Linked DNA regions of Homo sapiens: region 2 is linked to region 1. A link is an interaction called in ENCODE POLR2A ChIA-PET data of the cell type or tissue named here. Cell type or tissue: GM12878. All regions are shown on one strand.

Region 1 (2,500 bases):
TTCTTCGGGGGAGTTCGCTCCCGAACATGCGCAGCACGTCCACTGCCCTTTCCTTGACGGCCCTGGGCCGAGTCCCTGGTGCCCTCCGGCTCAGAGGTGCTGCCGCGTGCGGTCACCGCACCTCTGGGCTCAAAGCGGTTTGCTCCATCTTGATGGGCCGGGCCGCTCCACCGGGGCTGCCGTCGGGGTCGGCCGGGGGCGCGGGCTGCGAGCGCGCTGCCGCCTCGGCCCTGCGTCCGGATCCCCGGCGGGCGCCGTCGTCTGGGACCCGGTGCACCGGCCGTTTGCGAGGCCCGGGAGGGGTGGGGCCTGCGGCCAGAGCTGCGGCTTGGTCGCGCAGCAGCCGCACCAGGAAGCCGATGTACTTCATGGCTAGGCGGAGCACCTCGTTCTTGCTCAGCTTCCGGTCGGGCGGGTGCGTCGGCAGCAGCTTCCTCAGCTCGGCGAAGGCGCCGTTAACGTTCTGCTGCCGCCAGCGCTCCCGGCTGTTGGTGAACACGCGCCGGGCCACCTTCTGGGGCTGGTGCCCTGTGGACAAGGAGGGCCGGGTTGGTGCCATGGCCCAAAGGGCGGCCCCTCCTGCCCTCCCGCTAGACACGCAGCACCCTCGTGGGAACTTAAACCCAGGCCATGGGCTGGGGCTTTCTCCACCCAAGGGGTCCACGGGCAGCTCTCCCCACCCCTCCCAAGAGCCATCCAGACAAGAATCATCACAGGCCCGGCCTACGGACAAGGGCCTGCTGTATCTGTGACTATGGGCACCTTTATGTCAATGACTGAGATTCCCTAAAGAAAGATTTCCTTGTGTTTGTTTGGTCTGGGAAGCTGTCCGTGGGGCCCTCATTCTGATTGTGCCCAAGTACGGCTGGCTGGGTGTACTCATGGGTCTGAGAGGTCCTCTCATTATGACTGTCTGTGTCCTGTGTCTTGTATGACTGTGTGAGACTCTTGTTATGTCTCATGGCTGTGGTTATGTGTGATGTTGCCATGTGGCTGTTTCACGAGTGGCTGTGGTTGTGTGGCTGACTCTTGTGTGGCCGTGGTCCTAAGTGGCTGTGGTCCTGTGGCTGTCTTGTGTGTGGTTGTGGTCCTGTGGCTGTCTCTTGCATGGCTGTGGTCTTGTGGCTGTCTTGCGTGGCTGCACATTCCAGTGGAGCTGTCATTTTGTGGCTCCCATGCCCTGGTGTGGCATGCTCTGTTTTGCCGTGACTGCGGCTACATGGCTTGGCCTGTTGGGTGGCGGTGGTTGTGTGGGGCTGGCTATGGGACTGCGATTTTGCACATGGGTAGAACCTATGTGGGCTGTTCTCTGTGTGTGCTGGAAGCACGTCTCCCCGAGGTGGAGTAGAGGACAGACATGAGCCCCACACAGAGACGGCCAGGCCTTCTGTGCACCCACAAGTGCACATACAGGCATACAAACCCACAAGGCACACAAACCCACACTCACCCTCAGCCAGGTCCAGCTCACAGTGGCTTGGTCTCCGCTTCAACCGGCTGCTAGGGAAGATGCTAAAAGGTCCTGCTGGCCCAATGTAGACACTGTAAGGGGTCGTGGGTCACTAATGCCTTGTGGGCAAGGACCCTGGCCCCCAATCCCCACTGCCCCCCACCCCAGATCCCCACTGACCTGTTGAGGAAGGGGTGAGGGTGGTAGTGCAGGGCCAAAGTGGGCGGGGCAGTTCCCAGGGTGGAGAGTTGCAGCAGCGGGGGCCGCAGAGTGCCCAGCTCTGTGGTGGGCATGGCTACCCCTGGGGGCCTGCTGTGGCCCAGGCTGATCACTGGTACACCAGGTGGCAGCCTGGGGGGCGAGGAGCCTCCTCGGTGGCCCACCTCCTCCACCTGCGGGGGCCCAGGCGAGGCAGGCTTAGGGGGTGGGGCAGGCGCTGGGCTGGGGGCACACACCATCTCTGCCTTCTCAGTCATGGTGGGGCCCACCTCTGCCTGTGCCTGAGGCGGGCACATGGACCCCGACGTGGGGGTACTCACCTGTGGGAAAGAAGGCAGCCAGTGGGGAGGAGGACTAGGTGCCCCGCTCCCACCTGCTTAGCTCAAGAAACCCCTCAAATGGGAAGGAGGGAGGGGGAGGGGGAAAGGAGGAGGAGAGAAGTTTCAGTAGGCAAAGGCAGATGGCGGGGGCAGGCCCAGAAACTTCCAGGACACGGGAGGGGGGTCCTACGTTAGAGTAGGAGGCGCCCCCCAGGTGCTAGGCAGCGCACTGTCCCTGAGCTCTTTGTGACCCAGGAGGGGCGCTGTTGCCCAGCCTCTGAGCAAATATTCCTTCTTCCAGAATTCCCTCACCTCTGCAGCCTGGAGAGGGAACAAGACAGGGAGCCCCTAACTGATCCTGGGATCCCCAGAAACCCCAAGATTAACCCTGTTATCCTCAGATCTAAAGATCCAACCCAGAGACTCCTCATTAACTCATTGATGCCATGTGAGCTTGGAATCCCTCCAAGATGGACTCTGACCCTTCACGGAAGGCCCCCAGCCCCCACCC
Region 2 (2,500 bases), 160 kb before region 1:
CTATGGATGCCAGGCTAATTTTTTTTTTTTTTTTTTTTTTTGAGACCGTGCCTTGCTCTGTCGCCCAGGCTGGAGTGCAGTGGTGTGATCTCTGCTCACTGCAAGCTCCGCACGACCCCCCAGGTTCACTCCATTCTTCTGCCTCAGGGTCCCGAGTAACTGGGACTACAGGCACCCCCCACCATGCCTGGCTAATTTTTTTGTATTTTTTTTTTTAGTACAGACATGGTTTCACCGTGTTAGCCAGGATGGTCTCCATCTCCTGACCTCATGAACCACCCACCTTGGCCTCCCAAAGTGCTGGGATTACAGGCGTGAGCCACCTCACCCAGCCTTTTTGTAGAGACAGGGCTTCATGTTGCCCAGGTTGGTCTCGAACTCCTGGCCTCAGGTCATCTGCCCGCCTCGGCCTCCCAAAGTGCTGGGATTACAAGGGTTAGCCACCATGCCTAGCCTCTACAAAAACTTTAAAAATTGGCGAGATGTCATGCATACCTGTAGTCCCAACTACCAAGGAAGAAGGATGATCACTTGAGCCTGGGGCATCGAGGCTGCAGTGAGCCATGATTATGTCACTGCACTCCAGCCTCGGTGACAGAGTGAGACCCTCTCAAAAAAAGTTGGGACTTGGCCGGACACAGTGGCTCACACCTGTAATCCCAGCACTTTGGGAGGCCAAGGCGGGTGGATCACAAGGTCAGGAGATGGAGACCATCCTGGCTAACATGGTGAATGAAACCCCATCTCTAGTAAAAATACAAAAAATTTGCCAGGTGTGGTGGTGGGCGCCTGTAGTCCCAGCTACTCGGGAGGCTGAGGCAAAAGGATGACGTGAACCCGGGAGGCGGAGCTTGCAGTGAGCTGAGATCATGCCATTGCACTCCAGCCTGGGTGATAGCGAGACTCTGTCCCAAAAAAAAAAAAAAATGCTGGGACTGAATTTTTGTCTGTTTTGGTCACTGAAATACCTTCTGTGCCCAAGACAGTTCTGGCATGTAGTAGGTACCTGAAAAATACCTGAATAAGAGAGTGAGAAACAAGAAACAGGTGCAGAGAACTGAAGTCAGTGGCCCAAGGTCATGGGGGTAGGAAACCACAAAGCTGGGGTTTGAACCTGGGCAGTACAGCACCTGAGTCTCTCCATCTTTTTTTTTTTTTTTTTTTAAGACAGAGTCTTGCTCTGTCACCCAGGTTGGAGTGCAGTGGCTTGATCTCGGCTCACTGCAGCCTCTGCCTTCCAGGTTCAAGTGATTCTCATGCCTCATCCTCTCGAGCAGCTGGAATTACAGGCATGCGCCACGACGCTGGGCTTTTTTTTTTTTGAGATGGAATTTCACTCTTGTTGCCCAGGCTGGAGTGCAATGATGCAATCTCGGCGGCTCACCACAACCTCTGCATCCCAGATTCAAGCGATTCTCCTGCCTCGGCCTCCTGAGTAGCTGGGATTACAGGGATGCGCCATCACAGACCCCGGGCTAATTTTTTTTAGTAGAGACAGAGTTTCACTATGTTGCCCAGGTTGGTCTCGAACTCCTGGCCTCAAGTGATCCGTTCGCCATGACCTCCCAAAGTGCTGGGATTACAGGCATGAGCCCGTCCCGTCCCTGGCTGTCTCTCCATCTTTCCATCTTTTTTTTTTTTTTTTTTTTTTTTGGAGATGGAGTCTCACTCTGTCACCCAGGCTGGAGTGCAGTGGCACGATCTTGGCTCACTGCAAGCTCCGCCTCCTGGGTTCACATCATTCTCCTGTCTCAGCCTCCCAAATAGCTGGGACTACAGGCACTTGCCACCACGCCTGGCTGATTTTTTGTATTTTTAGTAGAGACGGGGTTTCACCGTGTTAGCCAGGGTGGTCTCGATCTCCTGACCTCGTGATCCGCCCACCTTGGCCTCTGGGCGAGGATTACAGGCGTGATCCACCTCACCTGGCCTCTCCATCTTTTTAACTGCAGTGTCAGCGGTGTTCCTTGTCTTCTCTGCAGATGCAGGCAGCAGAATATAGTGGTTATAGGAACACAGGTGGAAACCCTGTCCAAAGCAAGGGCTATCGGGTATCACCTCTGACCATCCTTCCCATTCATCCTCCAGGTCAAGTCTGGCACCATCTTTGACAACTTCCTCATCACCAACGATGAGGCATACGCTGAGGAGTTTGGCAACGAGACGTGGGGCGTAACAAAGGTGAGGCCTGGTCCTGGTCCTGATGTCGGGGGCGGGCAGGGCTGGCAGGGGGCAAGGCCCTGAGGTGTGTGCTCTGCCTGCAGGCAGCAGAGAAACAAATGAAGGACAAACAGGACGAGGAGCAGAGGCTTAAGGAGGAGGAAGAAGACAAGAAACGCAAAGAGGAGGAGGAGGCAGAGGACAAGGAGGATGATGAGGACAAAGATGAGGATGAGGAGGATGAGGAGGACAAGGAGGAAGATGAGGAGGAAGATGTCCCCGGCCAGGCCAAGGACGAGCTGTAGAGAGGCCTGCCTCCAGGGCTGGACTGAGGCCTGAG

Evidence for each region. ChIA-PET counts read pairs that join two places held together with the same protein. Peaks named below come from ENCODE experiments on the same cell type or tissue, not always from the same donor. Only the 100,000 strongest peaks of a DNase experiment are listed, where the experiment ranks them.
Region 2: POLR2A ChIA-PET joins it to region 1 with 5 read pairs; 11 of 35 experiments call an interaction of 5 or more read pairs at or near these places.

The regions. Positions count from the first base shown.
Region 1 is chr19:13,099,207-13,101,706 of GRCh38, forward strand. LYL1 (LYL1 basic helix-loop-helix family member) reads right to left here. Exons shown (of 4, transcript NM_005583.5): 2 at 1,631-1,989; 3 at 1,451-1,542; 4 at 1-528. The coding sequence starts at 1,965. The coding sequence ends at 113. Among named protein-coding and RNA genes, the nearest start is that of LYL1, 2.4 kb to the right of the region's middle. RefSeq lists enhancers at 169-1,032, 702-811, 1,092-1,151. In GM12878, a CTCF peak has its summit at 2,244; a DNase peak (open chromatin) is centred at 1,045; H3K4me3 peaks cover 300 bases; H3K27ac peaks cover 335 bases.
Region 2 is chr19:12,941,449-12,943,948 of GRCh38, forward strand. It overlaps CALR (calreticulin), which reads left to right. Exons shown (of 9, transcript NM_004343.4): 8 at 2,089-2,181; 9 at 2,265-2,500. The coding sequence ends at 2,465. Among named protein-coding and RNA genes, the nearest start is that of MIR6515, 2.2 kb to the left of the region's middle. In GM12878, no CTCF peak of the experiment used is centred here; no DNase peak of the experiment used is centred here; H3K4me3 peaks cover 1,328 bases.